4 separate regions of the Mus musculus genome follow, and regions 1, 3 and 4 are each linked to region 2. A link is a loop called in an ENCODE intact Hi-C map of the cell type or tissue named here. Cell type or tissue: left cerebral cortex. All regions are shown on one strand. Each heading gives the region's core, and the rest is flanking DNA. Links, peaks and the distances in the headings are about the cores only. Region 1 overlaps Ctnnd2 (catenin (cadherin associated protein), delta 2). Region 2 overlaps Ctnnd2 (catenin (cadherin associated protein), delta 2). Region 3 has its middle 140 kb from the start of Gm23033. Region 4 holds the start of Ctnnd2 (catenin (cadherin associated protein), delta 2).

The links. Hi-C counts contacts between places; a loop is a spot of excess contacts. Peaks named below come from ENCODE experiments on the same cell type or tissue, not always from the same donor. Only the 100,000 strongest peaks of a DNase experiment are listed, where the experiment ranks them.
Region 1: a loop joins it to region 2, with 17 times the contacts of the local background. A loop is called at or near these places in 23 of 42 quality-filtered maps.
Region 3: it touches region 2 in a loop (5-fold over the local background); 12 of 42 quality-filtered maps call a loop at or near these places.
Region 4: it touches region 2 in a loop (3-fold over the local background); 6 of 42 quality-filtered maps call a loop at or near these places.

Annotation. Positions count from the first base shown.
Region 1 is chr15:30,423,732-30,431,535 of GRCm38, forward strand. The region is part of intron 2 of Ctnnd2 (catenin (cadherin associated protein), delta 2); the gene reads left to right. Among named protein-coding and RNA genes, the nearest start is that of Gm41284, 75 kb to the right of the region's middle. In left cerebral cortex, for the core only: a CTCF peak has its summit at 3,813; a DNase peak (open chromatin) is centred at 3,822.
Region 2 is chr15:30,736,485-30,744,288 of GRCm38, forward strand. The region is part of intron 9 of Ctnnd2 (catenin (cadherin associated protein), delta 2); the gene reads left to right. Among named protein-coding and RNA genes, the nearest start is that of Gm41283, 57 kb to the left of the region's middle. In left cerebral cortex, for the core only: CTCF peaks have their summits at 4,423 (motif pointing left) and 6,491; DNase peaks (open chromatin) are centred at 3,973, 4,427 and 4,760; H3K27ac peaks cover 337 bases.
Region 3 is chr15:30,025,481-30,033,284 of GRCm38, forward strand. No RefSeq gene overlaps it. Among named protein-coding and RNA genes, the nearest start is that of Gm23033, 140 kb to the left of the region's middle. In left cerebral cortex, for the core only: a CTCF peak has its summit at 3,961 (motif pointing right); DNase peaks (open chromatin) are centred at 3,983 and 4,497.
Region 4 is chr15:30,166,011-30,173,814 of GRCm38, forward strand. Ctnnd2 (catenin (cadherin associated protein), delta 2) reads left to right here and starts at 6,524. Exons shown (of 23, transcript NM_008729.3): 1 at 6,524-7,153. The coding sequence starts at 7,117. Gm31953 (a long non-coding RNA gene) reads left to right here and starts at 7,160. Exons shown (of 2, transcript XR_875097.3): 1 at 7,160-7,793. In left cerebral cortex, for the core only: a CTCF peak has its summit at 4,224; DNase peaks (open chromatin) are centred at 4,220 and 5,992; H3K4me3 peaks cover 614 bases; H3K27ac peaks cover 500 bases.

The sequences.
Region 1 (7,804 bases), core at 1,170-6,169, 310 kb before region 2:
GTTGGGCGGCCTGATAGGTAGGGTGAACATGGGGTAGTTTGAATAACCTCATGAGGCCCTGAGGGGTAGAATTCTCTTGGTTTCCAGGCTACTGTGTTGGATTACGGAGGTTTGGGCATACAGCTCTAAATATGAGTTTTAATAGTGGTTGTGGTGGAGAGGGGTTGCTGCACTGCTGAGCTCGCTTACAGAGGGTACCCTATGGAAGCTAGTCATTACTGTTTCTAGGGCAGGCTAGCTGTGGGAGGAACAACAGCCCTCCAGGTTCACTGAAGACTGTCTAGGCATCATCAGAATTAAAAATATATAACTGACACAACTTTGATTCATAGTATTCTCTCCAGGAAGCAAAGTGATAATAATATTACTTCTATTTTTAAAAGCATTCATTTAAGATTTATGATATCGTAAAAATCAAAAGATATAAATTATCATTTATGAAGATCTTTGTGTTCATCTTAAAATCCCTTTGGTACATTACTTTAGACAGCTTTTGGAAAAAGAACAAAAAAAATCATAAAGTGTTCTATATTTGTTCTCAACTCAAATTAAAATAAACTGGAAGCTGCATCCTGAGAGAAGACACCAGCAGGGCACGCTCTGTGTGGAAGGCTGGAGAGGTCAAGCCAGGGAGAACTTCAGAGATGATCATTTCAAACTTCAAACGCTAAGGTGACTCCCAAGACGTTCCTTCTGTGAGGCATCCGAACACCCACCAGTTTGGATGCCATTCCGTTCGAACCAACAGATGGCACCAGTAGTTAATGGAGGAGGGTTATGACTCTAGCTGAGATAAGTAGAGGGGATTAGAGAGCCCCAGCTACTTGTGCAGCATCAAGAAGCCGGGATGTTTCAGATAATGTCATTTTTATATCCTTACCTAAGCCAGAATGCCTGCGCCATCTGGGTGGAATGCTCAGATTTCCCGCTCAGCCCTCATATGAACACACTCAAAATTTAAAACCTATTAATTGCAGCCCGTGTTGGGAGTGCAGATTGCTTTTGATCAGCAGAGATTCTTTTTGCTCATCTGATTTTTAAGAATACGAATACTAGGTAACAAACAGTGGTTCTGTGCCACAATCAGCTCTACCCTTACATTGCACGTAGGACCAGGTAAGAAAAAGAGAGCACCCTGAGAATGAGTTTCGAACTCTTCAGTTTTAGGACTTTATTTATTTATTTATTTATTTTAATTTTTGAGGCAGGCCATATGATGTGCTAGCCTCCCGCTCACTTCAAGCCTGGGGCAGTTCTCATGCTTCAGCCTCCCAAGTGCTGGAATTTCAGGCCTGTGCCACCACGCTTGGCCACTTGAATAGTCAAGGTTAAGCCACAGTGTAGTCACAGTGTAAGTCACAGTGTAAAACTCTTTAAAGAAGGCACTGACTTTCAAACATAAGGATAGTGAATGCGCATGATATAGTTTTCAGTTGTTGGATAACGTGCTTATTAGAATTTCTGTTGCTCTGTCTAAAATCAGTATCTTAGAGAATATTTAAATCAGATTTTTTATAAAACTGAGGACTCAGAATATTCATCTATAACTACACGTTCGTCTCAGTCCTGCTGTGGTGGTCATGATTGTTTTTAACTGGGATAGACTATAGGTACTGACTGTGAAGACTCAGCAGCAGCATGTATCTGTCCTAAACTCTCTAGGTGAACGCTCATGATTTGGTGTTTTATCATATGATTCAAAAGTATAAAAAAGCAGAAGTCTTAGGCAGTAAATTTTTTCTGAAATTTCTCATATTATCATTTGAGTCCAAGATCTTTGAGAAGTGTGTATCTGTGTGAGTGTGTGTATTGGTAATGTGATATTAATATGTAGTTTATATTTTGATATGTTGTATGGATATAGTGAGTTTGGTGTATATGTGTGCATATGCAACATATATGGTCTCTGAGTTTGTGTGTGGTATGTGGTGTGTGCAGCATATGGTATGGTTATAATGTGTAAAGTGTTGTGTGTGTGTGGAGTGTAGTTGAGTATGGTATGTGGTGTGTGTGTGTGTGTGTAAGTGGTATTTTTTTGGCGTGTAGTGTGAGTATACTGTGTTTCTGGTGTATATCTTTGTGTTATGTGCTGTAGGTATACAAATGGTGTTGTGTTATCAGTGTGTGTGCATTATAAGGTTTGTTATATACAGTGTGCAATTAGTACATGGTGTGTATGGTATGTGTTAGGGATATTGTGTGTATGTGTGACATGTGTTATAGGTATACTGTTGTATATGATGTGAGGATACTGTGTATGTGCTGTGTGTGTACGCTGTGTGTGTACTCTGTGTGTGGTGTGTATATGACATGTGTGCAGAGAATCTTGTGAAGAGGCATCCTTGAACTGCTCAGCCGAGATGACAGTGAGGTATGAAGGAGACAGTGACCAAGTCCTCTACTTTGAGTCTAAATCTCACACTAACATGCATGAAGCTGTTTTTGGTATTGTCAGTGTCTTGCACACATATTTGCAAAGCCTTCACTGAAGTGATTCTTGGTGCTTATCCTCAACCCTGTGTCATAGCACAGCGATACACTTGTGTGTACAGCTTCCCAGCAGAGGGGCTTATCTACCTCCAGGCAGGCAGTGTGAGGAACCGTGGTCCCATGATTGCTGGAGTATACGTCACTCTACTACTCTTAGGATAACTTGAAGTAGGCACCATCAGTTGAGTGTGGCCAGCTTTAAATGGAAGAATAAAAGTCATGGATTGAAGAGAGCACACATGATAAAGGATGTAGAGATTATGTATAGATATGTGTAAATCAAAGAAAAAACCCTTAACAGACTGACTGATGAGCAGTAGACATTGTTTTACAGTTTGTTAGTACAACTGAGTTTCTTAATTCATATGTAGGTACCACACATGCATGTGTGTGCTCACACATCCATACATTCATGTGCACATACATGTATCTATACACACATGCGTATATGCATCCATTTGCACACACACACACACACACACCACATCTATCCATAAACTTAGGTACATACATACAGAAACACAAAATACATGCCACATCTATCCATACACACATAGGCACACACACACACACATACACACACACACACACACACACACACACACAAACCACACATATACCACATTCATCTATAAACAAATAGACACATACGCACACATGCATACACCTATACATGCATATACACAACATTCACTAGAGACATACTTACACATATATACATACTACCAGTCAGAGAAAAGAGAGCTAAATCCCTGGTAAAGCAGTTTGGGGATTTGTTCATCCTCCTCTTTCTAAGAAATTTACACTGTCCGTTAAAGTATAAATGGCTTTAATGTTCAGGTAATAAAGTCAATCTTGTTCTACTTCAGCTGTGATAAAATTTAGTTTATGGTAAATTTCAGTATGCTCAATTTCTCACCCACTTGTGGAAATACTCTCCTACAAGGTGTTTTGGGAAATGGCTTGTATCTCTCAGCCTGTCCATGTTAAGCAAGAACCAAGGCTATGAGCCATTTTGTTGTATTCATATTGTATTACCACTTGTATTTGGCACTATGATGAACCCATAAAAAAATAACAGCTTGGAGAATGATTGTCATCACACAAAATTATTGTTGTCAAATTCCTGCATCTACACTTGAATTGTAAGCAAACACTAATAAACCTACACAGGTCAACTGACAGAAAACATATGGGTAAGGGGTAGGGGGTTCAAGTATGAAGTCCCTTGTAAGTATTTGGTCTTACCTGCACACACATCCATACATCCATGGGCTGTATGGACTGTGTACATGGGAGAATGGAATGGTACCAGGACCCAGCTATAGAGGGCGCTAGAGGAATTTACTTCCAGGGGTGGTTAATGAACACAGCATCCTTGTAAGTGAATGCAGAGTCATAGCTGACGTGTGCTCTTGGATGTGCCAGTGCTACTTTTGTAAAGTAAACCCATCAACAGATCTATTACTGTAAAGAACAATGTACTTACTCTGTGAGACACAAAAATTTTATCTCATAGGCAGAGTCAAAAGTATGAAAATGACACATATTGAGTATTTACTTTAATCTTTCTATATTCTGACAGACACATAAGTTGAGAACAAATGCATATTCACCATCTTTACTCATTCCGATCATTTAGTATACACACACACACACACACACACACACACACACACACACACACTTCTTATAACAACCTTATAAAACAGACACCACTCTGTCCACTGTAGAGATGAATGAAGTAAGGAACAAAGTGGTGATGCAACGGCCACATTCACACGGATGCTCTCTGTCTCAGCTTCCATGTCTCATACTGCTGCATGCAAATGACAGCACATGGATTCAGAAGCCCACATGTTACAATCTGTGCACTGTCCAGAGCGTTCCATCCTGTGACCTGTGTCCTACTTTGCTCATCTTCCTATAATCACCTAACTCATTTCCTAGCTTCTGCTGTTTGTCTCAGTTCATTTCTGTTGCTGTGGTCAAGTATCCCCAAAACAGCAATTTAAGGAGGAAGGGGTTTACCTTGGCTTACAGTTTCATGGGTATACAGTCCATCCTGGTAGGGAAGACTTAGCAGCAAGCAGACAAAGTGTGGTGGCAGAAACATACATTTGATTAGTCACATTGAATCTGTACCCAGGAAGATAGTAGTGGGAGCAGGCTATAAAGAAAACTACATCTCCCAGGATCCACATTCCCTAGTGAGACTGCTGTTCCACACACTGCTTGTGTAAATAACCTTTAAATCTGAGCATGGTGGCTTATGCCTTAAGTCACAACATTTGGGAGGCAGATGCAGGAGTATTTCTGAGTCTCAGCCCAGTCTGTTCCACAGAGTAAATTCCAAAACAGCCAGAGCTATACAGAGAAATCCTTCCTCAAAAACTGCAATAAATGAAATAAAATAAAATGCCTTTACGTATATGAAGGTTCACACTTTCTAAGTTTTTATATGTTGCATATGTATCCAAGAGTTAAAGTTCATCTGAATAAGTAAACACCAAATTATTTTCCAAAGTCGTTTCTTCAGTTATATCTAAATAGAAATGGTTCTGTTGGGTCTTGTTTCCTACATCACTGGACCATCGCCATCTTGGTCGACTGAAATGGAAGTGAATCATTAGGCTGGAAGAAAAAAAGGCATACAGTGTTCTTCTTTCTTCACCCTCATAACAAAGCAGACATCAGGAACATACTAAACAGTTTTGAGCATCAGTATGTACCTTTCAAAATTAAGAATAGTTCATTTAACTCACTAAATATAGTATCTACATAATAGGTAAACTTAGTAGGCATATCCTGTAGCCGAGAAGGCTGAGGCAGGAAAGGGTGGTTCAAGGACAGCATGCACTACATAGCAAGAGCCTCTTTAAACAGTGAGAGGCATATAGCCAATCAGATGTATAATGATTCTCTCAAGAATCAAGACCTCTGTAAATAATTAAAATAATTAAACTGTTTTTACAAACAAAAATGCATTTTTAGAAATTACCTAAACTTTTTTTATTGAAAATAAGTATGAATTTTCAACTGCTATATATTTTTAACTACCAATATGTTTAAAATATGTTTCCCATGAGTCACTTTATATACAGCAATGTTCAAGACTGAAAGGAGTTAGTCTATCTGATAAAGTGTGAATAAATATTTTTGTTGAGAGGCAAGGGAATGGAGAAAGTTGTCAGACTCTGGTGTCTTTATAGGAAGTTAGACAACTGTACTATTGTGACATCAAAATTTTATCCTAGGCTATGGAGAGTAGTAGGGAAGAAGCTGGAGCTGAGGAACCAGTGGCAGCAACATCTAATTCCACGAACTCCCCGATTTGAAAGTATGCAAGGTTATAGTCACATGATTCGGTGTAGTATTTCTTCCGCATGCCTCCATTCCTCCCCTTTGAAATAATAATGTAAATTCTGTGTATTGTAGTAATTTCCACTTTTACTTTAAAGGAATCTACAAATAGAAGATTGTCTTGAGTCTCAAAAGAGACTTTAGACTTTGAAACTGGACTGAGACTGAAAGATTAGGGGTTTTAGATAACTGTACCAACGCCGTTTGTCATTATGACATGATCCTAAGTCTATGATGTCTAGATAGTGGAATGTGGTTGTTTGACTGAGAGTAGCTCCCATAGGCTCATGTGTTTATTTACTCAGCCCCCAGTTTGTAGAACTGTTTGGGAAGGGTAAGGAGGTATGGCCTTTGTGAAGTAGGAGTGTCACTGTGGATATGCTTTGGGCTTTCACCCCCTACACACACATCTTTCTAGGAAGCTCTTTTTTTCTCCCTGCCTGATAGTTGTATCTCAGGTGTAATCCCACAGTCACTGCTCCAGTGCCAGGCCTGCCTGCCTTCTATCATGCTGTCTGCCATGATAGTCATGGACTCCCCCTCTGAAATTCTAAGCTTCCAATAAACCATTTCTTCAAAAGTTGTCTTGGTCATGATGTATTAGCAAAACAACCAACAAGTAACTAAGACAGTTACCTCTTAATAACTGTGCATACAAGAATTAAATTCAACACAGGGGCAGTGAATTTCTTGACAGAGAAAGCTCATCTAATGCATAAATAATAAAGCATCATTTTGAATGCCAAAAGGACTTAGGTATGGCCAGTCCCTCAGTTCCCGGTTTGTGCCTTGGTTCTGAAACCCACAGAATTTTGGTCTTTATACCGTTCCTTTTCCTATCACTTTGAAGGAAGCACGGGGTTGACTTGCAACTGTCATAAATGGCTTTTATAATCATTAATCAGTGACTTTTAGAAATATTATTTCAATGTAAACCTCCTGAATGGTATTTATATACCACAAGATTGTGGGGAAGACGAAAGTTAAGCTTTAATCTCATTACTTCCACACGCTGTAATTGGTATACAGATGCTTGACAGTAAAATAAATATGACTCAAAACCAAAACAGATTTTAATGGAAGTGTTTTGACATTGATGAATCTTCTTAGGAGATGTCACAGAGAAGTGTTTTGGACCACTGATATATTTCACTGGCATTGCCAACATGAAACAGGAAGAGCATCCATTCAAGTAATGCATGCTGCAATGGGGAGAGAATGCCTGGGCCTTAGAGGAGTGGAGTCATGAACATAGGCTGATGTCAGTTGACCATAAAATTCTTTAGAAGTTTGTAATTTTTTATTCTTAGAAATAATCTTAATAAGGAATTTCATCTCTGCTTTTCTGTAGCTTTGGCATTAGTGGATAATTTTTTTTCCTTAGAAGTGGGAACAAAACACCCTTGGAAGGAGTTACAGAGACAAAGTTTGGAGCTGAGATGAAAGGATGGACCATGTAGAGACTGCCATATCCAGGGATCCACCCCATAATCAGCATCCAAACGCTGACACCATTGCATACACTAGCAAGATTTTATCGAAAGGACCCAGATGTAGCTGTCTCTTGTGAGACTATGCCGGGGCCTAGCAAACACAGAAGTGGATGCTCACAGTCAGCTAATGGATGGATCACAGGGCTCCCAATGGAGGAGCTAGAGAAAGTACCCAAGGAGCTAAAGGGATCTGCAACCCTATAGGTGGAACAACATTATGAACTAACCAGTACCCCGGAGCTCTTGACTCTAGCTGCATATGTATCAAAAGATGGCCTAGTCGGCCATCACTGGAAAGAGAGGCCCATTGGACACGCAAACTTTATATGCCCCAGAACAGGGGAACGCCAGGGCCAAAAAGGGGGAGTGGGCGGGTAGGGGAGTGGGGGTAGGTGGGTATGGGGGATTTTTGGTATAGCATTGGAAATGTAAATGAGCTAAATACCTAATTTAAAAAA
Region 2 (7,804 bases), core at 1,866-6,865:
GCAGCAACCTCATGCTGCTCTGGTTGTTTTCTGCGATCGTCGATGTATTTAGTGCATTATTATTTTGGCAACATTTCAAAATACTTGGTATTCTAATTTACATTATGACAAGAGTTTAGGAATTGTATCTGAGACTAGGGAGTTTGAATTCACTCAGCAGAAATGGTTGTCCTCTTAGGCTAAATCTCAGAACCCACCCCCCTCCTTTCTTTGTTCTCCTTTACTCTTAGGTAGCCCTGGGTATAATCATCTCAGAGGCCTACTGCTGAATAATATCACCCTTTCTAGCTCTTTCTGAACTCTAGCTGGCTGTGTCAACTCAGCTGTCCTGGTTAAAGGTCTTCTTCTCCTAGCTGACTGATTCAAACTGGCTTTTCTCAGCTTTTCTCTGAATTGCTCTTCTTGGCCTCAAACTAACTCTTGGTGATCTGTTTTAATCTTCTGGCTCCTTCTTATTCTCTTGCTCATTCTGTCTTCAACTGTAATCTGTCTCTGCAACACTGACACAACAAACCTTCCTTCTTTTCCTCTTCCCTACTCCTCCTCCTTGACTTCCTTTCTGCACTGCTTTCTTAAGTCTCCTCCCTTTCCTGTTCTGTTCTTGTGAAAGTTGAGCATATTCTATCTCTGACTCATTGTGTCAAATCTTTGATTCATCACTTTGTGTGCCCTCTATTAAATATCACTTTCAAACATGGCTGTTTCCTTCCATAAACTAACATTACTTTCATTGTTGGGGATTAAAGGTGTATATTAAGGGTGTGCTATAGGGATTAAAGGTGTGTTGCATGGTGTCTGTATCTCAGCCAAATCACATAGATACACAAAGTATTTGCATGTTATACGTTGCCAGAGCAACTATGTTGCTGGATCCCTCTATACCTAGGTGAGGACCCACTTGTTAATTACACCTAGTTTTATAAATAATATCATATTCTCAAAGACATACTATGATCCTTTTCAATGTATCATCTAAGTCCAATAGTCTCTGTTCATCAGAATATAAAATCTGATAGCAATGAAGCCCCCGTGGATTATGAGATTATGCTCTATATCAAAGCAGACAATGTTACCATTATCGCTGCTGTTTTTATTTTGTTTGTTTTCTGGAAATATGTAATATGTGTGGACGTAAGGAAGGCAAATACTCAGAAAAATCACTAATTAAAATTAAAATCATAAAACTTTTTTCCTCTTAATCTAACTTTACTCTTTAAAAGAGATTATTGCCCACCTTCTCAGACAGTTAGTGGTCAGTACACACTCACACAGGTCACATGTATTCACACACACATCCATGTAAGCATTTGTTTGTATTTTTTTCTAAACTGTAAACTTCAACTCATTCAAAGGCAGTGAAGCCCTTTAAATAATCACAAAAGGTGATTCAAAATTGATTTAGAACCGCATAAATAGAACCTTTCAGTGTACCACTCCCACTAGGTTATTGGTTTTTACTTAATTATACGTTAACAAATGTAAGATTGGGCAAGTTGAGCAACAGTGTTAATATTTCATATTTAGCTTATCCGTTTAAATACCTTAAAACATAAAGCTAAAATACTAAAACATGCTCCTTTTCTTAGCTTACATGTTTTAAAATCTTATCGCCAAGTGCTAAGGCCTAGTAATTATTGGAATATTACTTAACACAATTTAATTAAAATAAAAATATTTTTTATTTTGGTTAAACATGGTACTTATGCCAGCTAGTATTTGGTTAGCTCTTGTCTACTAGTGTGTTATTATTGGAGGCTTCTTATCTGCTGTTTTAAGCTTTCTCACGATAATAAGGAATAAGGATTGGGTTGCAATAATCCAATAAAGCCACACAAAGAAAGTATTAAGAGACACAGCCCAGAAGCACAATGCTGGTTACCCATTTAAGGAGAAAGGAGCTTGATCCCTCCTGAAGCTGCTTCTAACGGTGCCCTGTACTGAAGCCGGATCCTGTATTTTCCATGAGCTTTGCATTATCTTTGGTTTCCCAGACATGTAAAAATCCGTCTAACCAGAAATGTGACACTGGAGAAGGATAAGAAAATGTGAAATTAAGCATTAGAATATCAGGTTTATGTTCCCTTTTGTACTACATTGTTTTCCTTGGACATACTTAATGGTCTTACAGAAATACAATCATATATCTGACAGCCCATGTCACATGTTGTATGGTGTATTTCTCCAGCAATTAGGCTTACTATAGATTGATTATATAGCATACCACTTCAGTGTGTGAGCCTCTGGGCATGCACATGAGTATCTGGATGTCAGAACTTCAGGGGAAAAAAAAAACCATAATGGAGAAAACCCCTACTGTACTCACAGTTTCTGCTCATGAGCAAAATAAAAATAAAAATGACCCCATTTAGAGGAAGTCCCTAAAGGAACTAATTCAAGTATATCCTAGTATTCATGGAAAGTTGACTCAAAATTGAGGGCATAGTTCAAATTTCGTCCGTTTCATTGTGGAGGTTTACTTTCTGATTTTGGTTCAGTGGAAAATGTTTTGACATTAACTGCTGCGTGGAGAGTATTCCCAGGATCTACACAGTCACACGGCTCAAGATTCCACGTCTAAAATTTGCATCAGTAGATGGTTTTATAATATGGAGTTCGGAGTGGGTATGTGGTTCTGAACATGTCTGCCATTTGTGGGGCATGGGGATTATTCCTGTAAGAATCATTCTGTAAGGAGCTGCAGAGAGCAAGTTCAGACAGTAACTCTTTCCAACAAGAGGTGTTTTTTTTAGATATGTATTTACCCTTTGCAGACTGTATGTATGTGTTTATGTATGTATGTATGTATGTGTGTGTGCGTGTATATGTTCATATACATACACATGCACATACACATACATATAGTCTCTGGTCATACACATGAATAGTTGGATGTCAAAACTTCAAGAAAAAATGTAATGGAAAAAATCCTACTAGGTTCACATGTGCACATGTGTGTGCATGCATGTGTGTGTGTGTGTGTATACACAAATATATATATATATATATATATATATATATATATATATACACATATACATATACATAACTTTTTAAAATTAAATGTTTACTAAAGCTCAAAGAAAGCAGTAGAGTATGAAATGCATCACCGAGGAAAGCAAACATTCGTAGTTGGTTTCTCTCCCCAGTGACCTGTGAGCATGTTGCTAGCAAGCACTTGCAATAGTGCAAATGTTTAAAAGAGTCAAAATACACACAACTCAGTGTCATGGAAATTGGATATTAAAAGGAAAAAAAAATAATTTCCAGGACAGGCCACCAATGCAAGTGCTTACAGGCTTCTGAACTCTCAGTGTTGAAGTGTATTTCTGTGAGAAAAAGTAAAGATCATAATGATATCAATGGGCCATCATTTTATAGCACCTTTTATGTAACATTTTATATGTGCTTCCTAGGCCATTTTAAAAGTTAAGGAAGTAGAAACGTGACAGAATTGACTCCTTAACTCACTCAGTCTATTCCTCAGAATTATAATTATTAGGGCTTTGAAGATAGCTTGGTTGATAAAGGGTTTTTGACCCCAGTCAAACTGATGAGGTCCAGGGAAAAAGGAGATCCTGTCTCAAAAAGAAGGTGAGCATCACTGAGCAGCAACGCCCGGGGTTGACCTTTAACCTCCCCATACACCCGCATACAATGCGCATGCACCTCTGAGCATGCTCACACACATTTACTGAAGCCTTAGTGGTTTCTTCTAGATGCTTCCATGCGTGCATTGGTCGCCATTAACGGATTTGCATGATTTACCTTCTCAGTGCCTCTGGAAGAGCCAATGTGCAGGACACAGAGGAGACCTACACTCTTGTTGCCCCTTCATGTCTCTGAAGACCCAATTCGTCCACCTTCTCTGCATCCCACCTTCAATGGTGACCATGCTGACATTCAAAGCAGCATTTTCTGGAACTTTACAGCCACTGCTCAAGCATTTATAACTCCTTTGCAGGGACTGGGATTTTTCTGTCCCACCATGGGGATTTCTTCCTTCTCTCTTGTACACGACTTCACATTCACCACCGTGAGAGTAAAATGTCTCTTGTTTTCTCTGAGTATTAAATCCATAGACATAAGAAAGAATCTCGCTAAAATGTCCCCACTGGTGAGAGCCCTTTTTTGTTAAGTCCTTTTACAGAATGTTCGTGGGAAACATGACATTTATGTCGCAGGTTTTCTTTTTTGCTTTGCTTATTATCAGGACAAACTTGTCACACACGTACCAAATGTATGCAGTCTTTTAAATTTTCATGGTGGGAATTTGACATTTCAGGTCTGAGCAAATGGGTTGGATCCTTCTCTTTGTTAATCAGTCTCTCACAAGGGGGCTGTACGCACGCAAGAGAGCTGGTGGCTGGTAGAAATCTCTTAAAGTGCTTCTTTATTTGTGTCTCAGTTAACGACTGGTGACATCTAGTGGTCACTGGTGGTGACTGGGTTTGTGGCACTCATGGCTATGCTGGAGAGGCACAGCCAAAGGAAGCTGTAGTATTGGCGTTTGCAGATGGAGGTAGTCAGTTCCCAGCATCTAGTGATGCTGTTCTCTGCCCATTAGCCACCACTGTAACTACTGAGAGCAGGCCCACAGCTGTACGTGCCTCGGTAGACAGTGGCCTGTTAGGGGAACTCCATTCCCCCCCCCCCCATCCCCACACACTCATCCTCTTCGATGATGAGGATTCATCGCTCACAGAAAGCAGTGTCAGATCTGCTTGGCGTATCCGTGGCAGCTAAAAGTAGGAGGCTTGGTCTCCTCTTGGTGTTGTTCTCTGGAAGAGATTCCACATGGGAAGCCAACCTGCGATGGCAGCTTCTTTATTAAATATGTGCAGTGGAAATTATGCTAATTATGCTGGAGTGTAATTATAGACTAGGAAGATTCTCTCACAGTCTGACTTGAATTGTTGTAGATAAATGTGCATTAAGTTAATAGTGTGCCGCTAATTGTGAAAGGTAAAGGGGAGGCAGAGATGTAATCAGTTACTCCATCTTTTAAAGATGCTTGGTCCCAGGCAGAAGGTACCCAGAAAGCCCAGGTATGGGGAAACCCTGCAGTGAGTGTTCTTCATCCATTTGGGTACACAGTTTCAATATGGCACAAAAAATAATCACTGGTGACTGGTTAATCAATTTAATTCCACTAGTCTGTGGCATTCACTACAGAAGGTAGTTACATGCTGTGGCAATTAGCAACTGTAAGTTCTAAGTATGGTTATGGAGTTAATTTTTTAGGCTTTATGCTTTTTTGTGCGTATTTCTGATAATTATGGAAATGAGAAAAATACCCATTGGCACAACTTCAAATGTTCAGCCAAAGATGTATTCCAAGAAACAAATTCTACTTACATGTGACTACAGAATCCAAGTGGTCTTCAAAGTTACCAGTTCCAAGAATGGCATTGGTGGCCTGCTGCGCTGACATGAAGGGCACATCAGTTATCTATATCTGCCAGATAAAGATTTCTGAAACCTACTAGTAAAGTGGCACTATGAAAGCCCCACCCCAGTACCAGCTAACTAAGAGGAAAGCTTTAAAAGCTAGCATACATAGGGAGAATGATGAATGTTTCTGCAAGTAGTATCAGAAAATGTAATGTTTACATGTCTTCTGAGAATGACTGATATCCAGCCAAATACTGAAGGGGAGTTTGGGGAATTCCTCTATGAAGGGAACAGAGATCCGACAGATCCAGCTGTTTAAAGCATTTGTGCTGACAACAGAAAAGGCCACACCTGTAAGTGCTGGCAGAGGTTGACCCCTGTGCAGGGAAAGAAGAGACGTCGTTGTGGGAAAGCATATCCATTTCTAGTGATACTACTGAGCTTTAAAGACGTCCTTATGCTAGCTTTACAGCTTGAAACCCAGTGGAGTCCAGGAGATGTACACCAGGCTTTTCCTGATTTCTTTAATAGACGTTTAGACTATCTTCATTGTACAAGCAAATGCATTTCAAGATAGTAACCATATCCACCCCATTGCCCTCTGGCATCCTACTCCCCATTTAGTGTATGTTTGCAGGGGGCAGGGAGGACAAAGAGGAGAGGTGGGGGTGGGGAGAGACCTATATTCCACATATGAGAAAAAGTGTCCTATTTGTTTTGTGAGTTAACATGATGATCTCTGTCTCACCCATTCTCCTGCAAATGGCGTCTTTCTCTCCTTTTGGGTTGATGGTTCTCCACTGTGCACACGCACCTCCCTTTATCCACCCCCATGTGTTGATGGTACCTAGACTGATTCTGATACCTGTCTGTTATAAATAGGGTGGCAGTAAACATGAATGTGAGGGTATCTATGTGGGCGATGATTTAGATTCCACTGTGTGAATATCCAAGAGGAGCATAGCTATATAACGTGGGAGATCTTCCTTCTTCATACTGAGAAACCTCCAAACTGACTTCCATACTGGTTGTGCTCACAGTGCCCCCTGTTGTCTATCTTTCCGATGATAACCATTCAGACCGGAGCAAGATGGAGCCTCACTGCAGTACCAGTGTGGTTTTTCCTGTTGACTAAGGATGCTGAACACTTCCCACCTTCTCGTTGGCCATTTGTAGTTTGTGTTTTGCGAATGATCTGTTCAGTTTCTGTTTTCCTATTTCTCTCACTCACGTTCTTCTTCTGGTCTCATGCATAAAGTGTTTGAAGCACGACCAGCCATCAGCTTCCATTTCTCATTCCCTAGATCTTCTCTGGCAGTGTCTGTCAGTTCTTTAGGACATTTGCACTAATTTCTTTTCTGACGTGATAAAACTTAGCCTGGACTTGTTTTTATTTTGACAAGCCATTGAATTTCTCTTTTGCTGAGGACAATAAAGATATCAGAAGTACTTTGGAAAGTTCATTGGTTAATGAACATGCATTTGATCAAAGTGGGAAATTGTTCTTTCCTGGATGATCATACGACTGAGTGGCTACACCAATGAGTTCAGCTGATAGATGCCCAGTACTGTGTGTAAGCTGTATGATTTCACAGAAGATTTTTGCCTTTCAATCTCAGTTCCCTCCCCTGTGAACACTATATAACTTTCCCAGATAGCTTCAGCTTATGTCAGCAAATTACAGTATACTGGCCAAATCCGCCCCACCTGCTGTCTGTTTCAATAAAGGTTTATTAACACAAAGCCAGGCCCATTTGTTTGCATCTGTCTGTGGCTGCTTTTCTGCCACAGGGGCAGAGTTAAATAACTGTAACAGAGACTTTGTGCGGGTAAAGTCTAAAATACTTATTATTTGTCCACAAGAAAAAGACTTCTTCATATGTGTAAATCTTATGCATGTACATATGCATCTGTAGTATAGTTATTAAGTCTTCATCATGGACCTGACACATTATAAATAATCTATATATGTTATCCATTAAAGTATCTATTATTATAGTTTCATTAAATCTAGTTTAACTTACCTGTTCAAAGCTCAGTTGTGGAGGGCATCAGATGAAATAGTATGAAAGTTCTCAGAAAAGTATGTAAGTTTAAAATATTTCTCTTTGAAAATATTTTATAAACTAAGTTTTCATTGCTTTTGTCTCTTAGTTAAGCAGATTTGATAGTTAAAATATGTGTGGTGGCACTTGTACAAGTATGTCAGGCACTGGCCTGCTTAAGTCATACTGCCAAGTTGGGTGGTAGAAACAACAGGATTTCTTATCTCACACTCTCAAGGCAAATGTCTGAAACCAGGGTGTCAGCATGGTCCTTCTGTCTCCAAAGGTTCAAGGAAGATTGCTTCCAGTTTAGGGAAGCTACCTCCTCCGGCTCCCTGGGCAGAGGAGCCTGGCTTTCCTTGGCCAGG
Region 3 (7,804 bases), core at 1,312-6,311, 710 kb before region 2:
GTTCATGAGAGGCATTTTATATTTCCACAGCTACAGAGATCCATTTAGCATCTTTGTCTTCTATTCTGTTACTCTCTTTGTTCGTTTAATCAGTAACAGATTTTTAATTACCAGAGCCATGTGATGTTTTAAGCTCTGATAAATTTAGTTTACAGTAGTCTAATTTTTTTCAATGCTCAAGTGTTTATTTTTACATAAATATTAGTGTCAAATGTTTAATTCCAAAAAGGCCTATTCTTAATTTTGTTTATGACTGTTTTAAATTTAAACAACAGAGAACTGACATCCTTATAATAATATGAAATTCCACCCAAGTAAATATGTTTTGAAGAAAAAAGAATTGTGGGCATTTGTGTAATGCCATACACAAATGGAGTAACCTTGCTAATGATTACTGTGGGTGAGAGATACAAGCTATCTGATGATACTCACTGGGTCTCCTTTATTTCTTTACTTAAACAAGCAAGTCTGTATCTATGAAAAGCTGGTATTTAAAACTTGCCAGACTGGAAACTGCACTCCCTGATACTTAAGAAAATAAATCAGCCAAAGATGTGTTCTCTCTATAGTGACGGTACTCCGCAAGATCTGTGGGATTCTTGGTTTACTCCTATTATGTTCGGTGCTTTTATACTCTGACATGTTTTAAAGTTTATTTCATTTGCCTCATATATTAACATTATGGTGTGGTTTATAATTTTTCTCTTCAACCTCACTTTTTTGTGTCTTGTAACTTCATTTCATTCCAATGTGTATAAGCTTCATTTTATTTTCCTTATTCTTTAAATATCTTCACATTTTGTAGGTTTAGCCTGCAAAACACTACTGACTTTTAACACAGAATTCCCAAGAAAAAAAGATTTATGTGTGACAAAGACCAGAAAATTATTCCGATGGCAACACTTTGAAAAGTAGAAATTTTAAACGTGTAAAGATGCTTAGCGCATAATTTATCACTGTGCTTCGTGTCGGACTTTTCGGGTTTTCATTTTTTTTTCTGTCAGTTTTGGTAACATTGTCACTCTCAAGAGATTTATGTCATTTCAGTCTTTAGGCTGGGAACATAGCAAGGTGATAGATAGGCTGTTTGCCTAGCATGCACAAAGCCTTGGATTCCAGTCTCCTCCACAAACCAGACATGATGGCTCAGCACAGGGTCAGCAGTCCAAAATAATCCCCAACTGCATGCAAGTTTGATGCCAGACATGTTTCTTTGTCCCCGGAAATAATCTTGTTTTAAGCTGTTCATAATATAATCAATTTTCATTACTCAAATGATCAGTGCAAATTTATTATTATGATTAAGGTTTGACTTACATACATACACACACACACATACACACACACACACATGTCAATTTTGTTGATTGTTTTCTAAATGTATCATTGCCTATATCTGTCCTCTGAACTTCTGAGCTTCCCACTGCTCACATGAATCTACTAATCCCCCTTTAGTACTTTTATTTGCAACTTCATCCCTGGTGATGCTGAGATAGCCCATGTCTCACTGGGACACCTTCTTACATAACTAGGTCTTTTTCTCCCTAATTGCTTAAGTTTACATTCGCCATAAATTCTTGGCACACTTTTCTGTAATCACATTTTTAATTATACATTTTAATGGTTTCCATGGCTACACATGGTCACTCTTATTTTAAAGAAATGTAAAGTTCACAAACACACTCTCTGGTAACTATTAAATTTTGCTTCTGATGGGGTAGAAAGGTTGCTAAGCAGCTAAGAGCACTTGCTGCTCTTCCAGGTGACCTGAGTACAGTTCTCAGCTCCTGAGTCTGATGTCTGTATCTCCAACTTCAGAAGATATACTGCCCTCTTCTGGCTTCCTTGGGCATCAACACACACATGGAATTTATTTACACAGACATACATAAACATAAATAGAATTGATTATCTCTCTCCATCTATCTATCACTCCTTTAGATCTCAGCTTTTATCCCAGCTTTCAGCAGCTTGCTATTTCCTTCCTGTTACATCCACTGACTTTTTCTTTGATTTTCAAGGGTAGTCTTTTAAATAAACCTTCTAGTTTTTTTTCAATTGAAATGTTGCCTGACTGTACTGTTCTTAAATAGAAGACTCTAAATGTGATGATGAAGAGATCAGCTCTAAACACAATCATGCAGCCACTGCAAAAATAAATATGAAGATGCACATGCTGCATTGTGGATTTTATTACCTGATATCATGTAATTAACTCTAGTACTGTTTCAAGTGGCCGCTGCCATTTAAATTAATTGTGACTTAGTGACAGTTTGAATGTCTGCAACATGAAAAAAATAGCATAAAATGAAGATCATTTTATATATGGTAAAGTCTCTCTTATTTGTGCCACTGTATCTGTAAATACGAAAGTGCTGGACTTTAGTTAGAGATTATGAAAAAGGCACTCTTTCATATCCATATTTCTTACAGATCACATAAATTATTTCCATGTTCTCATGTTCTCTAAACAAGACCTCTAGTATCAATGAAGCAGATACCTAACAATGTGACTGTTGTGATACATACAATGTGACTTTTGTGATACACAGAACGCATATCCACCATCATTGTGTACACCTGGAAAGACAGCGGGAGCAGGATCTACAGGGTCTCATGTCAATGATGTGTGTTTTCAGATTAAAGCATTTTAATGGAAAACCATTTTAGGTGTTGAGAGACTGGTTGTGGCACATTCTTTACTTCCCAGGCGTTCACTGGAATTTAGTGTGTCACAGTGTTTAAAGTAGGCTCGGGAAAACGGAGTAGACAGACACAATATAAAAAAACCTACCAAATTACCACAGCAGACATGATGTTTAAAGAAGTTGTAAATTATGTTAAGTGTCTCTGGAACTCTTATAATATGCTCCTGCTTAAGGTACAACTTTCTTGGACTGCCATTATGCCTAAGAATCCTTGACAGACATCATAAAGAAGATATCCTTGCTGGAGTGAACCAGTGACCATTCACTCTTAGGTGGTTTTTCTTTTAATTAAGGAGTGATTTAACAGAAATTATTTCCCATGAGTAATCTACCAGATATCATAGTACCCTGTGTACTCTTTGCCCCTCCTTAGCATATAAGTTCATTCCTTCTTGTTGTTCCAAGATTTCACAGAAAGATGTGAATCCCACCTTAGTTTACATATTTCTTAAAAAGCAATTTGCTACTTAAGTTCTATGGAGTATTTTCATAAGCGTTATAAGGGAGTATGTTATGGAACAGCTGGTTTATCTCCTAAGTTTTGTTTAGACAAATATTAAACTGTCATAAACATTTTTAAAAACTGTGGACTTCATCAGAATGTTTGTCGTGAAAACAATGAAAGAGATGTTATTCCCCAGTGGGTGTTTGGCTACCTGTGGACTTTCTGACATCTAATGTGAACCATTGTCCAGGATGTTAAAATAGTTTAAGTATACTTATTTAAACGTTCATAATTTTCTATTGTTACTCAATATGACTTCAGTTTGAATTTTGGGAGCACACTGACCTTTTTGTTTTATATTAAGAAGTAGTCTTACTTTAGTATTTATTTCTATACCCTCTGCCCTACATTGGAACAGACAGGCATAAAAGAAATGAAGTCTGTTGGTCCCCCACCTCTTAATCAAGAATCCGAGCAAATAGCATGACTCCTCCTCAGTATGACTTGGTCCTAAATACTGCAAGTAGTTAATGCATTACACCAATCACCTTTCCCATGTTTAAGTCTTAAATGATGTGAGTGAAAACCTTACATCATGCACAGGCTTCTCACTCTTAAATTAAATCAGTTTATTCAAAACATCCCACAACATAAATTAGCGTGCTAGATGTACAAACTGAACATTGTAATAGTCTGTAATAATTTATTCAGTCTCTTCATTGGTAGTTCATTGTGTGTCATCTGTTTGTGAATTATCTACCAATCTGTCTTTAAGCAAGCCACTGACAGCATAAGGATTCTCCTTGCCCAGTAGAGGGCAGTGCTGCACATGGAACCAGCATATCCCACTAGTAGGTTCTTCAAGAGTTGAACGCATGACCACATTGTCCCATGCACCTAAAATAATGAATTTTGTTTCTGGAATAAATAACTGTAAGGAAACTATGGGCAAATAGATGCATGAGCAGAGCTAGGCTAAAGGTCCATAGATTAACACTATTGGCTTCACCATCCCTGGTTACATGTGATACATGTACAGACACGTACAGACATGCACAGATACATGTGCAGAGCTAAGCTAAAGTTTTGAGGATGAGCAGTTGACCTCATCATCTCTGGTTACATGTGATACATGTACAGACATGCACAGACACATGTGCATGAACACTGTTGGCCTCAACACCACTGCTTACAAATTATGAAGGCTTTTCTTACACGTCAAATAAGACAATATTAGAGAAGTAACCAATCATTTTATTGTATTTCAGATTACTCCATCTAATTGATGTCTACTGCTGTGAGTAAATTCCTGTAATTGGATGATGTAAGTTCTGCTGTTGAAGCTTCTAAGCCCCTGGAATCTCCACGGCGATGAGATGAGTCACTCTTTTGAATCACCGATCTAAAAATCACAACTGAGTTTTACTTCGGTGTATACCTTACGCTGGGATCAATACCTCAGCATTAAAAATTCATTTTAGTAATAGTTCCTAATAAATCTCCCCTCAGAGGTATTGAAATAACACAACGGAAACTTGTCAACATATGTGGTTATGATATGTATTGATTCCTAGAGCAAAGCACATCTAATCTGTTCTCCTCCATGAGGTTTCAGTTTATTCCACTCCACCATTGTATTAAACCAGCACTTGCAGTCCGTTAGCGTGTCACTTAGCAACCTCCACACATCATCCCAGATGAATTTTCCTTCGTGCCTTTCCCTAGTACTTCTAAACTTTAAGGGCTTAAGAAAACTACTTAATTTTAAATTTGACTTTTAACTATTTTCCGAGAATTTTATATATGCATGTAATGAAACAGTGCCACATATATACCCACCCTCTTCAATTCTGTTCATATTTCCCCAACATACATCCCTCCCAGTTTTTTTTTGTTTGTTTGATTTTTTTTTTTTGTTTTTTGTTTTTTTGTTTTTTGTTTTTGATAGCCTACTAAGTCCTGCTGGTACCACCCCCTTGTGCATGGGCATCCGTTGCAGCATGGGGAATCATCAGCAGGTGTACCCTCAATAACGATGCCCCTCTGCCAGCAACCATCCACTGCCAATGACTCCTAAGGAAAGGGCGGGGCCTAGATATCCTCTAACTCATGTATGCTAGAACTTTGGCTGGCTTGATCTTGTATCACTTTGGTAACCATAGCTACTGTGAGTTCCTGATTATGACAGCCAGGTCATGACCACAGCCAGTATTTTATAGCATTCTCTCCACCTTCTGGCTATTATATTCTTCTCTGTTTTTCTTTTTTAAACATTTCTCCATTGACATTCATCTCCCTGTCCCTTCAGATTCCACCGCCACTCTTGCAACCTCCCAAGAATAAATAAATGAATACCACAAACAAACAAACAAACAAAAGCACAGAAGACATATCATCATGGAAACCGTAGTGCCATGGTGTGTAATATATATATATCCCTGTGTCTACGCATCTTCCGTTGCTAAATGTTCATTGCAATGACGTTGGCTTGGTTTCTGTGACACCAACAATACTAGCTCCTAACCAGGACTCCTCCTGGTTATGACAGGCCTGTCACATGTCTCAACATTTCAATTTCACAGATGATACAGATTTGGGGGTGGGCCAATTCAAAGCCCTGGATCTGGGTTGAGATGGTATCTGAGATGCAGGATCTTCCTTATCCACCAGGATGAGCTCTCCAGCACTACTCTGACTGGTCACCTAAAGCCACCATTGACAGGAGTCAGGTGCATCTCTCCTGCTCTCAGGCCCGCAAACCCTCACCTGTATTTATGCCTCCAGAACCAATTCTACTGTGCTGCCCAGTTGAGGTAAGGAGCCCACAGAGTGAAGGGCTGAGCCAGCTCCCCTGACTGCTTTGCAACCACACCAACTCACAGGAGACAAGTGATGGGGTCAGCTCCCCTGCACTCATATCCAGCTGCCCAGGCAAGGTGCACAGCTGCTCTCTTGGGTGCTGCAACTGGTAAGGGAAAAGGCCAACCTACCAGCTCTCACGACTCAAGGGCCAGATCTCCCAATGGCTGCGACAGGTGGTGAGGGGTGAGCGCATCGCCTCTGCACCTCTGTCACCTCCTGGCATAAGAGTGGCAGGGCCAGTTTTCTCTCTGCCTCCTCTTTCCCAATATCTCCTGAGCTGTGGCAAATGGCAGGGTTAGGATATAGTTGTCCAGTTTGGGGCAATATGAGAAAAACATAGAATTGATTATTTGAAGAAGAAAAAAAAAAACAGAGTTCCTTCCGAATGTTTTATATTTAGACCCTTTAAGGTTTAAGATATAAGAAAAAGACATTATGGTTTCTTAAGTGTTTTTGAGTATTTTGAAACCAGTAGTTGAGAATCATGGGTCTTCCACAGGTTTTCTTTTCTGCACTACTATTCAAATTTTGTCCAAGAGAAATCTCTCATAAAAAATTAAATAACAGTGAATGTGTGTTAAATATGTCCAGTTTGTTTATATTGTAGTATTTGAATCAGCTCCACCAGGAGCTGTCTCTGCTGTTATAATACACTGCAGGGAAGAGAAATTGGTAATTTGGCAGAAAATTGCTATTCAAAATGGTTATTTAAAAAAGACACTGTCAACAGAAATCTCCAGGAACCAACTATAAATTATTTTATATTTAATCATTTGACCTGAAAAATATGAACCCACATTCTTCTCTCATCATAAAAAATTCATTGATATAGACTATTAAATGAGGAAGGAAAATACCTAATCTGGATGCAGGAAGATATTTTATAGCCCACAGTGAAATACTGTGGTTTTAATTTAGGTTCTGGCGTTTACATGGGCTAATTTCAGACACTGTATCAGTTAATTGGGAGCATTGCTATCTTCCTGGGAAGATTCACAGAAGCAAGACAGGTAAGCACATGGGAAGATCCTGTCTAAATGACCGTGATGTGTTTAGTGAGTAGGGAAGGTTACTGATAATCATTTGCTCTGAAAATGAGTTTGTATTTTCATATTGGTTACATCGCTTTATTCTTTGACTCCCTTCTGCATCCCTGAAGTTGGTTGCCAATGACTGCTCTTAATTTGAAGTGAAATGAAATAAAAGGGAAGCATGAAGAAACTTTGCAAGTAATGAAATGATGCATAAATATTAGGGTGTACAATTAATCAGCAACACATACAGGAATTAACCATGACATAAGAAACACTCTGTGCTGTATTTTATCATCTGGGGAGATTGTTTAGTTAAAAAAAAAAGAACATTTTTGAACGAAAATTTATCACTGGCTGGAAAACAGCAACTCATATTATTAGCATCATAATAACTTTGTGTTTATCTAAGGTAGATTGTGTTCACATTTCAGAATTTTGTCTGAATAGTAATGGATTGATTTCATGGATCAGAGGTAATAATGTTGATGCTTGTCTTAGTTAGGATTTCCATTGCTGTGAAGAGATACCATGACCAAGACAACACTTTTAAAGGACAATATTTAATTAGGTCTACTTACAGGTTCAGAAGTGTAGTCCATTATCATCATGGCAGAAAAATATGGCAGCACCCAGGCAGACACAGTTCTGGAGGGCCTTAGAGTTCTACATCTTGATCCGAAGGCCAAAGGAGACAGTATTTGTTTCACATTGGGCATCTCTTGAATATTTAAGACATCAAAGCCTTGCCTCCACAA
Region 4 (7,804 bases), core at 1,356-6,355, 570 kb before region 2:
TAAAATAAGAGAAAGCATAAACAATTCCACAATGGGATAAAACACACAGAATAAAAAGAGCAAAATAAAACATAAGAAATGGATACAGTAGCAGATACACACTTGCACACACAGGAAGCTCATACAAATCGCAAAACCAACAGTCATAATATGTACACAGAGGACTTGTACAGTAAAACAGATGGATGAATGATGGATAGATATATTAGATAAATAGATAGATAGATAGATAGATAGATAGATAGATAGATAGATAGATAGATAGATAGATAGGTAGATGTCCTGACAAAACATTACAAGGCAAAGAACCTCCATAGATGACACTGGGTTTGTTTTGTATTTGGCCATCTACTTGTGGGCACAGAAACTAAAACTTCATTAAATCTTAACAGTGTTTGTACCGAGTGAGAATTTTGGAGGAAGCTGCTGCTGCTGCTGCTGCTTCTTCTTCTTCTTCTTCTTCTTCTTCTTCTTCTTCTTCTTCTTCTTCTTCTTCTTCTTCTTCTTCAACTTGTGAGTGATTGTAAATTAGAAATCTCATGTGGCCTACAGAAGGGTACTTGTGTCCATTTCTATCAGCACTGGGACCCCATTTTGGCATAGACCCATGAAGGCCCTGTGCATGCTACCACAGCTTCTGTGAGTTGGTCATGTCCTGCTGTGTTTAGAAGGCTTTGTTCCCTTGGTAACCTCCATACCACTGGCCCTTGAATTCTTTCTGACACTTCTTCAGGATTCCCTGAACCTTTTGGGAATGGAGTTGCTGAAGACATTCCATTTAAGAGTAAGCGTTCCAAAGACTCTCAGTCTCTGTATATCATCACGTCTCCATGTTTGCTCCCATCTACTGCAGAAGGAAGCCTCTCTGATGATGGCTGAGCAAGGCACTGATGGATGAACACAACAGAATATTATTAGGAGTCACTTTATGGCTACATTTCTTTAGCTGAAAACTAGTATTTAGTTTTACTCTAGGTCCCTGGCCTGTCCAGTCTCAGGTTCTTGCCACCTGAACAGCATAGGGGATGGGTTACATCTTATGGAGTGGCTCCTAAATGCAATCAGATATTGATTGGTTGGTTACTCCCACAAGCTTTGGGCCCCCGATGCACTGTGTATCTTGCAGGTACATCATTACTGCGTATCAAAGACTATCTAGCTGTGTTGGTGTTTACTTTGTCCAATGGTAGCAGAGGGAGCACATTCCATTACTTTAAATACTGCATAGTAGAGATGAAGTCTCCAGCTAGGTACTAGCTTGACTTCTTCATGTTTAATGAGTTATATAGATGTCTCCATCAGCAATAGAGCCTAACTGTAAGTTTGAGGAAAGCAACTAAGAGCCTTGGCAATAGCCTGGGTTGTTTGGGCATTCTAAAGGGGGCTCTTGGGCCAACAACTTGGTTAGATGTAACTCATTCCTTCCTGGCACTGGAAGCTTCATTTGGTGACAAGAGATGGACAGTTAGGGCAATTTCACTTCAATTGTCTTCCTAAATTGGTTTTTAAAGTAAATTTATACTGTTATATATTTCAATATCACCCCTCAAAATGTCCCTCAGTTTTAGCTGGGCCTGTCTTCTTCTTCCCTCCACTTACCAATTTGATTCTCTTATTCCTGCCCCACGCTCATGCATCCACAACTGTCTACTTTATTTATTTTCCTTAGGGAAATACATCCCTCCTCCCTACTCTCTTGCTGTCTACCTAACCTCTGTGGCTATATGGCAATGAATTAACTACTGACATCCAGATATAAATAAATACATTCCATGTTTATCGGTGTCTAGGTTACCTTACTCAGTATGAGTTGTTCCTTGTTCAACCCATTTATCTGTGTCTTCCATTATGTAAATGCACCACATTTTCCTTACCAATTCATTTGTTGATGGACATCTTGGTTTTTTCTAATTTCCGGTTATAAGTGAATAGAACAGCAATGAGCATGGTAGCGCAGTGCCCCTGCAGTAGGGTGAAGAGTCCTTTGGATTTATGTCCAGGAGTAGCTCAGCGGGATCTTTGAGGAAAATTGGTTCCCATCTTCCTGAGCAACTGCCACACTGATTGCCATGGTGGGTGTACAAAGATGTGCTACCATCAGCAAGGGAGGAGTGTTCCACTTCACTCTACATCCTGACCAGCATGGGTGGTCAGATGTTTTATTGTTCTTAGTTGTTCTGACAGGTGTAAGCTAGCATCTCAAGGTAGTTTTAATTGTCCTCTTCCTGCCACCATGCCTTCACTGCTGCACCAGGCACTCTAACCCCTTGGAACCATAAGCCCACATAAATCCTTCCTTCTGTAAGTTGCCTTGGTCATGGTGTATTATCACAGCAAGAGTGACCACCACAGGCTATGCTCCAGCATCCAGGAGAGCTTCTTCTCCAGCCTCATCTCTGCAATATGATGTATTTTCGTAAATGTAGCGAAGTCATCCATTTCTGTTGGCCTAGACCCCTGATCCACAGTCCATTTCTGATGATTGGTGTGTGTCCTTTTCTACATCTACCAGGCCACATAGAATTCAGAGATTTCAGAACAAACCGTGACCTCGATACCTGTGAGGGACTTTATTATACCCCTCACTGAGCCCCGAGTCTTTCTGTCAGTATAAGACCTGACTTCATTGTATATCAGAAGAACTCAGCTCTTACCGAATACGACCTCTCCTGGTTTTGTGTTAGGACTTCAGGCACTATTTATTCCCCATGCTACCTGCAGGGGTATAATTGACAATGGACCCATACGCTCAGACCTTTGAACACTTGGACTCCACTTGGTGGCTGCTTGGGAAGGATAAGGAAGTGTGGAGTTGCTGCAGGACACGGGGTGAGGATGAGCATGTTTTCAATCATAAGTTCTGCTGGATCTCCCCCTCGGATGCTTTCTTCTATTCTTATTCAATAACCCTAGTTTATAGTCATAGGGAATTCATCATCTGCTCTATTGTTCCTTATTGATTCTATAAACTTATCCCAGTAGTAACCACAGTAGATACTCAATAAGCATTTTCTGAATGAACAAATAGAAGAATGAAAGAATGTTCCCATCATATGAGCTTTAGTGTAATAAGAGAGTCTACTCAGAGTGCAAAGTTTTTAATCAAATGACCCTGGCCCTGCTCTTTGCAAGTGTGGCTAAGGGAGATTAGTTAATCGCTTCTTTCTTTCTTTCTTTCTTTCTTTGTTTCTTTCTTTCTTTCTTTCTTTCTTTCTTTCTTTCTTCCTTCCTTCCTTCCTTCCTTCCTTCCTTCCTTCCTTCCTTCCCCCCTCCCTCCCTCCCTCCCTCCCTCCCTCCCTCCTTCCTTCCTCCCTTCCCCCCCTCTCTCTTTCTTTCGCAGTATCATTCTAAAGTAACATGCTGTATCTTTTATGCTTGTTATTAATAATATTCATCATATAAGTCAGATGTCATATTACACAGATGGGTTACTGTTACAGAAACTTCATTGTAGAATTTAAATAATGGTATTTTAAAAAAGATTTATTCTAATCATTTATATGTCTATATGTATCTGCATGAGAATACAGTACATGTGGAGGTTAGAAGCAGGTGTCCAATCTTTTAAACGAGTTATAGGTGGTTGTACACTGTCTCACATGGGTGCTGGAGCCAAAGTTAGATCCTTTCCAGGAGCAGTATGTGGTTTTAACCTCTGAGACATTGCTCCTGCCTATAAATTACAAATTTTAAGAAATTACCACAACTATTGGTACTTAAATACAGGACAGAAATAAAATTGTTGACATCTAGTTATACTTCTAAATTTCAACAAACATCAACAGGTAATACATTTTAAAAATGTCAAACCACCATTTCCTAGTTAAATTTCATTATCTTGATATTTTACCAATAAAGAGATTTTCTTCTAAAGTCAACACAATCTGAACTCTAAAACTTGACATATGACTTTACAAAATGTGTTTCATTAATACATTTTATTCTCAAAACTTAAGCCAAACTTCCATGTAAAAATGTTTGCTTCATATTTTAAGTTGATTTTGAAAAATCAAGAGAAACGTGTTGCTTTGAGATGTGATTTCTACACTGCGTTGCTCTAATGATGTGCAAACAGACGAGGGACAATAACGATTTGCCATGTAGCATTCATTGATCAATATAATTCGAAACCACCAGAATAACAATTTTCTGGACTCAGAGTGGATGTGTGAATTTAGGATTCTGCTCCTCACTGGAACTGTCAGAAGCAGCAAGCAAAAGATGGCAGCAGCGAGTCGTCCGAAGGCTCAGCACCACACAGGAACACTTCACCCTAGTTTTCACATTATCTAATTGTGAACTTAATAATATCTCCAGTTACAAATAAATCTGGAAGGACAGAAATCATAAATGTTTCAACGAAGTGCATCAAAGAGTAAATGAAATCCTTGTTGTTTAGGGCATGTCTGCTTCTTAAAGATCCCACACCTACCACAAGAAGTTCTTCAGGGACTGATCATGGGTGTTGCCATAGCGATCAATAAATCAATGGGAATTTTGCGATTTCTCATAAAGCAAAGCAAACAACTTTTCTCTCATACTGGATCTTTTTGGATATAAACATATGTATATGCTATAAGGATAGGATCTGTGCACCTACTACGATATCTGATTTTGTCTTAGTCTCTTCCCTGTCCCCACTGACTTACTGACTCCTTAAAATTCATAAGGAGAAAAACAGGGATCCAGAGAGATGGCTCAGTAATTGTGCTTGTTCTGCAAGTTTGAGAACCTGAGTTCAGGACCCCCATAGAATGACTGGTGAGGCCATGTAACACACCTGTAAATCAAGTCTTGAGGGGACCTGGAGACTGGAGGTTTTGGGGGGCTTGTTAGCCTCTAAGTTCACAGGTTCAGTGGAAGACCAAGTCTTAAAGAATAAAGCCAAGAGGGACAGAAAAGAACATTATTGAGTTCTCCCTGGTCTCCGGGCATCAGCACACATATTCACATAGACCACATGCCTCACATACATACATACACGTATCTCTCACACATGCTAGCACATACAAATCACACAAGTACAAACAGAAACAGACACACAGAGGCTAAGCGCATCTTTTATTATGTAACACACACACACACACACACACACACACACACACACACACGAGATGTGACAGCTGGTGTGCCTTACAAGCCCCAAATTCCAGATTCAACTGAAGCTGATGTGGGAAAAAAAAAAACAAAAAAACAAAAAAACAAAAAACCAAACCTGCAAATGACCACATATCTTCCCTCACAGGAATCAGGCTATGTTAATGTCACACCAGCTTCGAAGGAGAACCTACACTGGAGAACAACTTTTGGGAGTGAGACTGAGCCTACTAGAGGTAGATGGAATGACTGACGGTGCACATTTCCCTGTTGTGAACAGTCATTACTCAATCTCTTGTCTGTTCCTTTACATATTTAGTCTGCTTAACTTTTCTTTCCACTTGCCTCAGCCTTTCACTAACTCCAGAGAATAATAGAGGCTATCTCAGATTTAATGCAAGCATTTTGACCTTGTTGGATAATCTCTTGCAAACTGAATAGAAATGTCCCTGAGATTACTGAAGCTGGAACCCCTCTTATTACAAGTTCGGGGTTCCTGGTCCATTTATCTGTGTCTCAGAAAATGGCTCTGGGAAAGAGTAGGGTGGGGTGGGCTGGCTTCAAAGTAAGGATCTTTGGTGGAATAATTATGGGACGTATTTGTCCTGCATGTGACTGACAGACTTTGCAGCCACACAGGGACATAGATGAAGGTCCTGAGGGCCTGCCTGCCTTGGAACTTGGCATGGGTTTCGTTTTCCAACAAGACTTTTCATAGTGTGACTTTGCTTGCTAGATTTAGCACTCTGTGTTGCCTAATGACTGACTAACTGAGAGACATTCGGAAATCTCAGTTGGAAATGGAGCAAGCTTCACAGACTCCACCGCGGTCAGTGGAGGAGGAGCAAAGTTTTCATTTTAGCACGGGACAATGGAAGAGAAGAGGAAAACAGTCGTGGAGGTGTCCAAGAAGACAACTGGGTGAGACGTGACAGGAAGACGAAGAGAATTCATTAAAGCTCTAGATCCAGCAAGGGTCTTCCTTGTAGGAAGTTTACTCATATTCCAGATTTTAAAACCAGACTGAGTTTGCATAAAGCATAATCAGAGCAGGAGGTGGTGGAGATGGGGCCCCAACACTACGAAAGAACCTTTCACAGACGTCATGCGTTCTTTGCTTTGGAACCCTAGAATCTACAAGAACATCCACCCCCATCCACTAGCTTTCATGGCTGGCCCGGTGCTCTCCTTAACTCACAAGCTACTCTAAAACCCCTCAATCGCTGCCCCTTTGCAGACCAACATCTGCCCCGCAGAATCAACTCTCCGCGTAGGCTCTATCTCGGGTGCTGTCTGTTCCCGGGGATGCGCGGCCCTCTCCCAACCTGAGCCGCCTCCTCCCATCTCTGCTGCTGTTGCTGCCGCCGCGAAAACCAGAAGTGGAATTCGCGTGGCGAGGCGCCGCGCTCTCTCGGCGGCACTGGGCATGCTCCGCACCCGGGGCAGGTTTCGGTGGTGGGGCGGACGCTCGCTCGCTCACTAGCCAAGCGCCGGAGCCGGCCGCCGCGGCTGAGCCGGAGGCTGAGCTGCGGCGCGCGGCGGGAGGAGCCTCGCTCTCGGCGGCGGCGGCGGCGGCGGCGACACAGGTGGCGCGGGCGGCGCGCAGGGCGCAGCTCGAGAGCGCTCGGCGCCGGGCGCCAGGGCGGCCCAGGCTCGCGCCCGCGGCGGCAACCGGCCGAGCGGAGCGGCGGGCGCGGCGGCTCGGTAGCCCGGCCCGAGCCCGGGGAGCCCCGCGGAACCCTGAGCATCCCGCGGCGCCCGCCGAGTCGGGCAGGGGGCGCTACGCTCGCCGCGCTCGGAGGGGCGGCCGGGCCGGGCGCTGCGCACTCGCGTCGGGAGCCGCCTCTCGCCTGCCGCGCTCGCCCCTGCTCCCCGCCAGCATCACTTGTCCCGCGGCCGCGCTCCGACAACAAAAGCGGAGGATGCTGCAGCTGGGCAAGGTCAGGACCTTGCTCTGAAGCCGGGCGGCGGCGCGCACGCCTTTCCCCCGACTGAGGAGCTGTCTTTGGCGGCGGGTGCATGTTCGCCAGGAAGCAGTCGGGCGCCGCGCCGTTCGGTGAGTTGCCTTAGCTGAGCTGCTGGAGCCGGGCGCATCCTCCGGGCGTCGTCCTCTTGCTCACCGCCGGTGGGGGTTGGTCCTCCGCTTCCAGCGGGGCTAGGGGTGGCGGCGGGCGGCAGTGGGGTGCTGTCTGCCCCGGGGGAGGACCGCGATCCTACCGGCTCCCCTCTTGGAAGGCGGCTCTCCCCGCAACGGGGTCCGGGGTCAGTGTCTTTCTTGGAGCGGTTACCAAGTGGCTTCTCCGCGTGCTCCCCTCCCTGCCACCCCTCTACCTCGGAGGACGCGTATATAGGGCAACACCGACTGCTCCCCGCCACCCTCCAGAGCAACCCGGTTGCATTCATGACGTCCCTAATATACCGGAGAAGACGGGGTGGGGGCGGGGAAGACTTCCTTCCAGTCTTTTGCCCTTATGTTCAATGTCATTACGATGTTTGGCTAGAACAAAATGGAAAGACTTAGTCATATGCGTCCATGGCCGTTTCTTCAGTCTCCCGCTGCTCGCCAGACCCAGACCCCTTTGGTCTATATTTAGCGTTTCCGAGGAAGCATTTTCAGAGGGATTCACAGGCTTCCGGGGGCTTCTCTGTCCTGACAATAGATAGCGAGGCTCTGGAAAGCGCTGCCTGACAGCCAGGTTTGGCAAGG